Regions from separate parts of the Homo sapiens genome. Here region 1 is linked to region 2. A link is a contact called in ENCODE Hi-C or POLR2A ChIA-PET data. All regions are on one chromosome and are shown on one strand. The core of a region is the stretch at or near the end of the contact, and the rest is flanking DNA. Distances in the headings are between cores, read along the strand shown.

Region 1 (6,197 bases), core at 185-2,684, 49 kb after region 2:
GGGACTCAAATTTTGTAAATGCTGTGGGGTTACAAATCACCAATTGTCCTCTGCCTCTGTGTTGCCTCAGCCTACCGCAAGACCTCCCTACACACACACACACACAGACACACACATCCCTGAAGTCACTCTAAATATCAGTAATTATGAAGTTGGCCAGGCACAGTGGCTCACGCCTGTAATCCCAGCACTTTGGGAGACTGAGGCAGGTGGATGGCTTGAGGTCAAGAGATCGAGACCATCCTGGCCAACATGGTGAAAACCCATCTCTACTAAAAACGCAAAAATTAGCTGGGCGTTGTGGGGCGTGCCTGTAGTCCCACCTACTCAGGAGGCTGAGACAGGAGAATCACTTGAACCCAGGAGGCACCGGTTGCAGTGAGCCGAGATCCTGCCACTGCACTCCAGCCTGGCAGTAGAGCAAGACTCCGTCTCCAAAAAAACAAAAAAAGTAATTGTGAAGTCTTTGGCAACTTCCTGAGGCCTTCCAACTCTCTCCCAGCCTTTCAGAACAGGTCTTCCTATTTTCTTCCATCCCTCTTCTGCCGTTCTGTCATATTTCTAGAGTGGGGCTGGCAATAAAACTATCAGAGAAGAGAGAAACCATATGTTCTGAGGTAAAATTTAACAGAATAAAGAAATTTCCAGCCCTTGAAAATGCCCAGAAGCTTCCAAGCAGACCCTCCTTAAAAGTTTCCATCTACTGTCTTTTATTAAACCCTGGTATTCCTCAAATGTGAAATTCCTTTCTGAATTGTTAAAATATTTTTATAAATAAAAAAACTCAATTAATTTTGAGTAGCTCAAAAGTATCTTTTCTACAATTTCTAAAGTAAAGATGCTACATTTTAGGTTATAAGTTTTTGCCACCAGGTGTGACTCTAACTATTCTTCATATCTTTTGTTCGCTCAAACGTGTCCCAAATTTGAAAAAAATTGACTTTTGGACAATTTCTAATAAGCATTTGGGTGGTCCTGAGCAGGAGGAACTTCTAGTTTGTGAAGTAGCTAAGGAAAACATCTTAGGCAATTTTTAGTTCCAAGAACTTAGCCTGACCAAGTAACCTGACTTGCAGCTTAGGCGTTTAATTAGGAGCAATTTGGACACCAGAGTTCCGATTCTGCTCTTGGTGCCATCTTTTTCTTTGGGGAAGTGTTCTGCTTACAGCCTATATTTTGTGAACATCGTTTCCTGTATATCTTTGTGTCTAATACGGCACTTCAAACATAGTAGGCATTTGGAAATTGCTCCCTGAACTGAATTAAATGCAAGGTTAATTCATGGTTGTACATGATCAGAGTTGGAGTAAAAAATGAAATAAAATGAAAAGCACTATCAATTAATCAGGTTAAGTCATGTCAAGCGATCATTAAGTTTTCGATGATCTTGCAGATCTTTGAGAGAATGCGGATCTCGGGCATTTTCAGTTGTGTGCACTGACACGTGAATGTGTGTGTGCCCTCACATAAGTTCTTACATAGCAGAAGGAAGGAAGTTGTGAAAGGGGAGAAAATAGAGCTATTGACTGCAGAGCCATAAAGCTGTTTTTAGAATGACTGCTTCTGTTGTATTGGGGAACGCTTCCTTTGAGAGGGGGTATATTATGCATCCTCTTTCCATTAAGTCTATTTTTGGAAGAAATTACAGAAGATAATATATTACCAGCTCCCAGGGATCTCTTATCAACATAGCCTCTGTTCTCATAACACACCTGCTTAGAGCAAAATAAATTATTCTGTCCTCAGGAATGCCAACCCCAGACAATCAAAATCTTCACTAAATCCCTGTATTTATTAGGGAAGCTCGGATTTTTGAAAAGTGTTAACTCCGCCCCTAAAAGCAGTAAGCGAGAGATAACAACAGTGGAGTCTTGTGGTTGAGCATTCAATCAGCTTCAACAGGGGCAAAGTCTAGGAATTGTTTTCAAAACAGTGTGGGGCTTCCTACTCAGGGGGAGGATTTATCTGCATTTGGCAATTACTCCAGTTACCTTGGAACAAGAAATTTACTTCTCAGTAGTTTTGCAAATTAAGTGTTTAACTTCGTCTCTATAGAATTAATGCCTCGGAGGTGGGGAGAGGGAGGCAGAGGAGAGGCTTTCAAGGCCAGTTCACAAGTTTGACACTTAAAGTGATAGTAGCAAGTTTTTCTCTAACTGCAAGAGTGTGAAGTTCTGTTTCCACCTAATTGCAGTTTGCATCCTGCAAGTGTATTGATTTAGACATTAAAACAACTTAAATGTTTAGCAGTAAAAAGTTGTTTAATCATTAAACCACTACCATTTTCTTTCGCCCTTTAAACCTGCTTTCAATCAGCAAATGCTGATTTGGATGCTGGTTTACAGTCTCATTAACCATGAAGATCACAAAGGAAAGGTTGTGGCAGCAGTGGGAAGCTCTGAAGCACCCTCATTGTCACAGGAAACATTCAGTGAGACATTCAGCTGTCTCACAACACACACAGCTCTGAGAGAGGTTTGGGTGACAGAAATGCAGCCTCCAGTTCCAGAAGCAGCACGCTGTTCATTCCAGGAAAGGAAAAAAAAAGTGCTTTTCTGCGTGACCATGTTGATCACTGTTACCATGCAGTAATCAGGGGTCTTTTTGCCACTTAAGTGTAATGGGAGGAGGGTATATCATTGGAGACTCCTAGGTGAATGGCGTGGATGTTACTCTTTTGCAAAGCAAGGAGGAGTTGCAGTGTTTCATGGCCTTCTTTCAACACACGGGAGTTTTATCACTCATTTTAAACGCACAACTTAACACCATTTTCAAACTGAGTTCCAGCCCTGGATTGTTTTTTTACAAAATGGCCCCTTTCCCCTCATAGTGGGATGGCCATGGGTGCCCATTAATTGCTACACTTATAGGAACTGAATTTATTCCCTTCATGGTAGAAAAACCAAGCCTATTTTCTGAAACTTAATCCTGTGAGCTACCATCCACGGCCATACCAGGCTCCAGGAAGGGATCACAACTTTCTGAAGAGATGAATTGCTGCTTTAACAAAGGCTACGTGTGCCTTTTGATTCCATATTCTGCCTCCACTAGATGTTTGGTTTTGCTGCCAAATATAAAAACCACACTGGAAAAGACAGTTCTTCACTTTTAAGTGGCTGTGTGATAGAAAATTGGTAATTAGTTCAGTTTTGAGGAAGACAGGGACAAACTCTTCTTTACGTTTTATAAAATCACAAATTATCACAGTGATCTCCATTTGAGATGGAGAAATGGAAACCTAGCAAGTTCCAGAGACTTGCCCAAGATCTTGTAGCTAATTATTAGAAGCAGGAAATGGGTTAGAAACCAGAACCCTGATTTACAGCTAATTGTATTTTCGGCTATCCAAATATCTTTACTGGATTAATACAAACTTCTCTTGTCCTCAGGTAATACAAATACCTGTCCTCATAGAAAATAAAGGCTTATTGGTCTGTCTCTTTCTCTCTGTCTCTCTCTCTCTTTGTATCTGTGTGTGTGTGTGTGTGTGTATATATATTTTTTATATATGTATGTATATATAAAATATGTATGTATATATGTATGTATATACATACATATTTCTGTCACCCAAAATATGTATGTGAGTATATATATATATATATGTATGTATGTATATATGTGTATATATTATATATTTTATAAAGATATATATTCAATCATACATTGCTTAACAATAGGGGTACATTCTGAGAAATGCATCTTTAGGCAATTTCATTGTTGTGTTAGCATCAAAGAGTGTATTTACACAAACCTAGATAGTACAGCCTACTGCACATCTAGGCTAAATGGTGCATCCCATTGCTCCTAAGCTACAAACCTGTACAGCATGTTACTGTACTGAAACTGTAGGCAATTGTAACACAATAGTAAGTATTTGTGTATCAAAACATATCTAAACATAGAAAAGGTACAGTAAAAATACAGCATAAAAGATTTTAAAATGGTACACCTGTATAGGGCACTTACCATGGATGGAAATTGCCAGACTGGAAGTTGTGGTTGCTCTGGGTGAGTCAGTGAGTGAGTGGTGAGTGAATGTGACAGCCTAGAACATTACTGTACACTATGCAGACTTTGTAAACACAGTACACTTGGGCTACACTAAATTTATAAAAAATATTTTTCTTTCTTCAATAATAAATTAACCTTAGCTTACTGTAACTTTTTTACTTTATAACCTTTAAATTTTTTTAACTTTTTTACTCTTTGTAATAAAACTTCACTTAAAACACAAACACATTATGTAGCTGTACAGAAATATTTTTCTTTATATCTTTATAAGCTTTTCTCTATTTTGAAAATTTTAATTTTTTTTAATTTTCAAACTTTTTGGCTAACAACTAAGACATAGCACACACATTTGCCTAGGCACACATAGGGTGTGGATGATCAAAATGTCAGTAGGCAATAGGAATTTTTCAACTCCATTATAATCTTCTGGGACCACCACCATATATGCAGTTCATTGTTGAGTGAAACGTCATTATGTGGTGCATGGCTGTATTTATATCCGTATAAAGATTACACATATATAAAGGATGCAAAGACAAAGAGTACATATATATTTATATATGTAGTGTACTGTATATATGCATGTATGTATGTATGTATGTATGTATCTTACTTTGGGATTTCCTTTTTTCTAACCTTCTTACCATTTTAAGAATTGGTCTATGCACAGCAAACTTTTAGAATCGCAATTAAAATATTCAGAGAAGTGGCCAAGTTTTTGTATAGGTGTTTGGATACTGTGCAGACAAGTTCTACATTTCTCTGTTCTCAAAACTCCTTCCTACATAAATACTGAGGACTGTTCTCTGGCCAAAGTTTGTCAAACCATTTCTCTGAGTAACAAGACTTCCTCATGTTTTCCATACTCTATAGTTCAGTGTTGCAGCCTTCCCATACTTGATTTTTAAAGCGGAGTTTTGTTTTGTTTGTTCTTAGTGCATTATGACTATAAAATGTAAAAACCTTTCCTCTTTGAAGATAAAAGGAAGTAATCCTAATTTTAAACACTTACTTGTTTTAAAAAATTGAAAAAAAAGTATCGACTTGATATGTCTAAAGAGACCTATGTATATATGTATTAGATATTTATATACATACATATGTATGTATATATGTAATATATATCATATATATATTTTAGAAATCTGCAAATTTAAAAAGGGAGTGTTTAGATTGCAGAAGACCTATCCCTAAACCCCGAATCCCAGAATTCTTAAGCTAGAAGGGCACTTGAGAGGTGATCTCATCTATAAAGAGATGTATATTTAAGGAGCTAATTTACACAGGTAGATGACAAAACCTTACACCAACTCTTCAAGCACAGGAAGCACCTTACACGAAACACTTTGGTGAATGCTCATTTCTACTCAATTTTAAACTAAATTCAACTGAAAATACCTCATTTTAAAGAGGATATTCAGTTGACTCACTGGGGAAAAACAATTGGATAAACTGGTTGTTTGCCCTTACCGAGATAAAATCACTGATAAGTTGAATGCATTTTTGTAATGTGTCAAGACAGATGGCTTTAATAGTCACACATATTAAGTATGGGATATGTGGCGAGGAATAGAGGTTTTTATATACAGAAGTAAGAACTGTAGAGGGGGGAAACCATGAAAGATAGAAAAAGATGAGAAGAAAGAGGACAGAGATGATACACTCAAGAAAAGCTGCCTATTTCAGAGTAGAATATATTGTAAGCCCCAGTATAGTTGAATGCTTACAAGAGGAGAAGCTTTTAGCAACTCCTTTGTTTCTTAATGTATATATTATATCTGAACAGAATGCTTCTTTCCTGTGAGCTAGACAGTAGGAAGTAATCTATCTTCAACCTTGTTTGGTGTGTAAATAAAACTTTAGAAAGGGTCTATTGAACTTTGGACAGGCAAGCTCCATGAGCTCTCCCTCACTCTTTGAGGCAGGTTAAAGGGTACGGCCATGACCACCACCTTAATCCTTCAGGGACTATTTACAAAAGATTGAAAAATGTGCCCAGGGCCCGTACCTGCCCCTCTGTGGAACTAGCCCAACTCAAGTGGGCTGGCAGGCAAGCCTGGCTTTCATGGGGACAGAAGAGAGAGTTTGCGGGGAGCTTGGCATTTTTCAACACATGCTTTTTGGCTTCTCCTACTGAATTTGTAATTTCCATGATATTTGGTGGGAAAATGGACACCGGCCTC
Region 2 (5,848 bases), core at 527-3,026:
GTGGTGTGATCTCAGCTCACTGCAACCTCCACCTCACGGGTTCAAGCCATTCTCCTGCCTCAGCCTCCCAAGTAGTTGGGATTGCGGGCATATGCCACCGTGCCCGGCTATTTTTTTTTTTTTTTTTTTTTTTTTTTTTTTTTTTTTTTTTAGTAAAGACAAGGTTTCACCAAGTTGGCCAGGCTGGCCTTGAACTCCTTACTTCAGGTGATCCGCCTGACTCGGCCTTCCAAGGGGCTGGGATTATAGGCGTAAGCCACTGTGCCCGGCCTTGTCTGGTTTTTTAATAGTAGGCCTACGTATGCCATTAGTCAACTTTCTGTGAGTTTGAACTACCAACTTGGTGGATGTTTTTCTTTTTTTATTTGCTTTTTTTCTTTGAATTATTTTTACTATCATTAGAGAATGTGCAAGGTTACTTAGTAGAGAATGAGCTCATCTCTGCTTCTTCAGCTATTTTTAGAATCTGATTTTTTTTAAAAGTGGTTGGAGGAAAGAAATGAAACTGCATTCAACTAGACTGAACTTGGTCACCATTATCATGGGGATTGGTGAGGTTTTCTCTTTGTTGATGTCTTCAGTTTTCAACAAAATTGCTTCTTTGGAAGTTTTTGCTTTTTCTCCTAAACTGGTTATATAGGAATGTAGTAGGTACAGGTCATTCCATTATATAAATCTGTGTTTATAAATGATTTACTTAGCTGTTCCAGCCTGTTAGTTAAATATGTATTTAAGGCCTGTTTTTTCAAAAAAAAAATGTATATATAGAAAAAAAAATAGAAGCTCACAGAATGGATACTGAGTTGCTGAAAATTAGTCATTTGAATTTAAATCTTTTCAGGAGTTTTTGCATTAGGAATTTACACCATATACTCACTCTGAAACCATGGCATAAAAAGTATAATTAGTCACATCTATTAAAACAGTGAAAGAAAATATTTGGTAATTTTCTATTAGCCAATAAGTTACTTTGCATAAGGCAATTGTGAATACTCTTTCTCTTCCTAATCTTAATATGTACACAACTATACATTCAATATTTCTTTCAAGAAAACCAAATCCTACAACCCCAGAAAGAGATTCTAATTTGGTTGTTCTCCATTTCTCTTTATATCATTTATAAAGCACGCAAAACAATTTCTGGCCTCTGATTTTTGAAAACCATAAAATCATTTCACCACTTAAGCCCAAACTTTCTAAATCAAATTTTTACTCTAAGAACAAATACTTTCACCATTTATAAACCTTTCAAATTAAGGTTTTGAGTAGAGCTTTCCAGACAGCCTCCGGAAACCATACCCCATAGCAACACATGTCCCTAAAGCACATTATATTATGTGGTGCTCTACCATAGATGCCCAGTATTTGCCACAGAAGGAACAGAACTTGTCTTACCCCATGAGTAGGCCAATTGGTCAGTGGAGGAGTGACAGGTGAGCAGTCAGTGAGGTGCTGGAGGAGGGTGGATGTGGGGGGTGTGAAGGTTTAGGAGTAGAAAAAACTCACACTCGGGGCTCTGGGTTGCTGGGTGCTTTCTTTGCAGCCCTGGTTTGTGAAGTGATTTATGGGCCATACATCACCTTCCTGGTTGGCTTTGTTGACACCTTGTCACATTCTTGCTTGGGCTTGAGGAATTCATTGTTCTTGTTTGAACTGATAAGAACAAAAACAAAAATGAAGAAAGAAAAAAGAAAGGTTTTCTCACTGAGACCTTGGGAAAAGCTAAGGGGGTGGAATGTTGACGTGGAGCGGCAGGCTGCACTTTCCCAAGCAATGCAGCCCTGCGTCTGCTGGCTGCTGCAGCAGCAGGGAAGCTTTGCCTTTAGGAGTTCTGGCAGAAGCTTTATTTGCCCTGTGGAAGTAGTTTCCTGGCTTGGAGCTGTTCCTTTTTGCTAGAATGGTACTGTGCAGAGAGGCCTTAGGAGGGGTCAAGGAGAGAGGTTTTCCTTTGAGAACTGGGAGACATAATGGCTGAGAGGAGATTCCAATGGGAGGTAAAATGACCCCGGTCACTGGGAGAATGTAAAACACACGGTGACTTGATGTGAGCTGGTCTCTCCAAAGTTCATCCCGCTGTACAGCATGCATTTTGGGCATGGTGCCATGCTGACCTTTCCCCTTTAATGTGTAGTGCCCCATGCTTCACTTAGTATTTTGGCAGCCTGCACACAGAGGCTAGCATTTGAGCCCAGTGCTTTGAAGAGAGCAAAAAAGTTTCAGAATGAGAACTCTTCAAGTCACTGGTTATACATAGGGTATTATCTCCCACGTCAATGGAGCAATGGATGACCTGCCTGGTTTTTTTTTTAGGCCTCTTCCCTTTTGTCTTTGCTTCAAAAAAAAAATTAATAGATTAAATTATTTGTCATCCAAGAGAAGTAAACAGGTCAGATCCTATGTTCCATATCATGGGATTGTAAACGCTCATATTTCCTTTTGTGAAAATTTTTTCTTTAAGAGCAGCCAAGCATGAACATACTGCATTCACTAATATTCTCTGTCATCATGCTACTGTTGATTGAAAGGAGAAGAACCTACTTGCACCCCAGCCAAGGGTGAGGTGTCCTGGGGAGTGTTCACACTTTTGTGTTATACTGTTAACAAGTTCATGTGTAATGTAATAATAAATCATTTTACCTGGAAGCGCCATTCACACATCCCCACTATGAACCCCATTTTGAACTGGAGCCATAGAAAACTGTTTTTAAGCTTCTTAAAATGGTTCTCTGCAACAACGTTTCTTGTAGAATGAGGATGCATAAACTTGTTATAACATACTTGACTTTCCAAGTGGTCCCTGTAAACAAGGGATGCTTGAAGAACTGCCAAGCTAGGTAGCCAGAGATTGGGATTGAAGAGCTGACATTGTTCTAACACTGAATGCAAATGGAAATGACCTAATACATGTGTAATAGTAAAGCTAATAAACGTGTAACTGTATAGCAATTGCAGGATTAAAATAAGAAGCAAATTTTGGAAAGCGCACACTTTTTCTTTTGGGTCATCTACCTTGCTATGAAGTGATATTTTGAATAACATTTAAATATCTAAATATGTGTATTGCCATTAATATTGACATCAAAGTTTCAACACATATCTGTTTTAAAAAATCTACAAGCCCAGTTTCCCCAGTTTCTTTATAACTCTGATGAGCCTGCTAGTTCTGCCTTTGCTTTTTTCCCAACTTGGAATCTACTCTGGTTTCCAGAATTAGGTTTATTGACAGTGTTTCACTGCTCTCTGCTGGAGAAGCCCAAAGCCAAGCCAGGCATCTAAGGCTCTAATGACTTGCAAGGAATGCAGGTGAGATGGCTCAGCTGATAAACTCCCGGCCTCTGAAATTAAACTCAACACAAGACTTATTCATACTAGTCGAAGATCACAGTTTACAAGCTATGCTGTACAGGCTAGAAATGGGTTTCTCAGAGAGTAGTATAGGTAAGATAGAAAGTGTAATACTGCCTAAGCTCCAATTTCTTGCTTCGAATGTTGTCCTTTGTAAAGATATCCTATATAATGTTGCACAGAAACTGTGCAGTTTCTCAAGTCAATTTTCATCCTTCCATTTTTGACACATAGGTATAAACTTAATTCTGGTATGTACATCTGAGACAGTAATCAACCATTCCCCTGAAAGAAAAAAAATAAAGACTTTTTTTTATTTTTGAGACAGTGTCTAGCTCTGTCGCCCAGGCGGGAGTGCAGTGGCATGATCACGGCTCACTGCTGCCTTGATTTCCCAGGCTCTGGTGGTCCTCCCTTCTCAGCCTCCCAAGTAGCTGGGACTACAGGCATGTGCCACCATACCAGCTATTTTTTTTTTTTTTTTGGTAGTGATGGGGCTTCGCCATGTTGCCCAGGCTGGTCTCGAATTCCTGGGCTCAAGCAATCCACCCACCTTGGCCCCCGCAAAGTGCTGGGATTACAGGTGTGAGCCACCATGCCTGGCAATAAAGCACTTTTAACTAAAATATATCAAATTTGAAACAAACTATATATAAAGTTTTTTTCTTCTAAACTTCATATTTAGTAAGTGCATGGCCAGAAAAAAGAGAACAAGAGTATGTACCAAGTAAGCAAAAGTGTGTTATGACATTTTTTTCCTGAAACTTTTCTAGGTAGGAATAAACATTAATTTACATCTTCATTTGCATGAACACAAAACTCTACTATAATCTAGATGCTATACTTCTCAAATTTAAAACAAAAGTACAAAAACAAAAACAGTAAACACTTTAGGTGAATGTTGTGTTAAATGTCTATATTGAGCGTATATGTACACATATATTTATGCATATGTGGATGTGTGTTTATACATATATTCTATGTATATATCCTTGGGTGGGAACAGGGTGCAAAGATCTAAGCATAACATATCTCCACAGGGATTTATGTTCTTTTCAGTCTGGTATCTTTTAACTTAAAAACAACTCGATGAATAGAAATCATAAAAGCCATCCTTACAACAGCATTAAAGTGCTATTCTATTCTGCAGCATTCCAAGTGAATTATTGCTGTGCTGTCAAAGAAAACAAAAACATTTGAGAAGGACTGTTTATTTTACAGTGGTTGACCAAAAGTATGCAAGTGGTTATAAAAAAATGTAGACAGCTAACGATGGGAGGTGCCACTTGCACATTCTGAAATCCATTCACAAACCTTTGACACTAACTCTTGATCACTGGAGATAATATTAGAAGCAAAGCATTTTTCACGGGGAAAATCCTAGCACTTTGAAAGCATTTCAGGTCAAAGCAAATAAATAAAACCTCTATCCCTCATCCTGTATCACTGGCATCTCCTCACTCACAGAACCTAATGGCATGATTGTTTTTTCCCAAGAAGAGCAAGAAAACTTTGCAAAAATATTTCTCTCAGAGGTTATGGCAATGAAGGATTTTTGTGCCATGAAACACGTGTTGCCCTTTGTATTTAAAGATTAAAATAAAAACTGCTGTTGACAATGTTAATAGATTCTTTCATTAAACAAATATTTCATTTTAGAGCTATATGGGAAATTAGAGACCTCAAACACAGTCCCTGTATATTAAAGATAACAAAATGTATACTTAGGGAAGATAAATGACTTGCTTAAGGTCACACAGCAGGTAGCATGGAAGGATGAGTTAGAAGTACTAGTTCAGTGTTTGTATTTGTATGTTTTGCCTCAGAATCAGACAATGTACAGTTAAGACCTCATCGATATCTCCCGGTAAATGCTTATTTAATGTTTAAGAATTTTCACTGGTAAAGAGATTCTTATTCCAGGAGTCTAGGTCTTGGGGTTTAGGTTTCTTTTACTTAAAAAAAAAATTCCTCTGATAAGTGAGGATTCATTTAACTTTCTGGTGGATCATTAGGTACCTTTCAAGAAATGAGAATAATCATAACTGGCTCTATTTATCTTAGCATGGGTTGAAAGATATGAAAAGTTCCTTGATATGACTGGCACGATTCTATCCCATAAAACCACTCGTAAATATCAGTTGAAATAATGCCTGTAGGGAAAATTTTCAAATGTCCTTTCTGTCAATGCAGAAATGCCAGTGCAGCTTGTTTTCTGGGTGGCATGTAAGTTGTAGACAGGCACCACATTTTAGACATATTATGGTGGTGCGGTGAATTGACAGGCAGTTTACCACCATTTCCATGTATTAGATTATGTGTACCTCTGGCTATCCTGACACTTTGCCCCCAAAGTGGAGATAGTGAAAGAGAAGGAGAGAGGGAGAAGAACTCCTCGCATCTGTGCCCCTACCTCAGCAGCTCCTCCTCCTTGTCTCTGAGGGTCTCCAGAGTTTGAGAGTTTGGTGTCATGTTGGCCCAAGAGACTGTTGTCCTTTTGACA

The links. Hi-C counts contacts between places; a loop is a spot of excess contacts on that map. ChIA-PET counts read pairs that join two places held with the same protein, here RNA polymerase II (POLR2A). Pooled maps may share reads with other maps.
Region 1: a map of endothelial cell of hepatic sinusoid shows a loop between it and region 2 (5-fold over the local background). The contact joins two enhancer-like sites. A Hi-C loop is called at or near these places in 3 of 168 maps with a recorded cell type or tissue (HepG2, endothelial cell of hepatic sinusoid and endothelial cell of umbilical vein) and 3 of 50 pooled maps. POLR2A ChIA-PET finds 5 or more read pairs at or near these places in 3 of 52 experiments (A673, BJ and MCF 10A).

Annotation. Positions count from the first base shown.
Region 1 is chr12:65,924,362-65,930,558 of GRCh38, forward strand. The region is part of intron 3 of HMGA2 (high mobility group AT-hook 2); the gene reads left to right. Among named protein-coding and RNA genes, the nearest start is that of HMGA2-AS2, 21 kb to the right of the region's middle. RefSeq lists enhancers at 2,065-2,575, 5,824-5,968 and a cis regulatory region at 5,889-5,902. Within about 2 kb of position 1,435, at least 4 of the 41 ENCODE cell types and tissues checked have a DNase peak (open chromatin) inside an H3K27ac peak, as active enhancers do.
Region 2 is chr12:65,875,480-65,881,327 of GRCh38, forward strand. The region is part of intron 3 of HMGA2 (high mobility group AT-hook 2); the gene reads left to right. All of the region lies in intron 1 of HMGA2-AS1 (HMGA2 antisense RNA 1), which reads right to left. Among named protein-coding and RNA genes, the nearest start is that of HMGA2-AS1, 3.9 kb to the right of the region's middle. Within about 2 kb of position 1,777, at least 5 of the 41 ENCODE cell types and tissues checked have a DNase peak (open chromatin) inside an H3K27ac peak, as active enhancers do.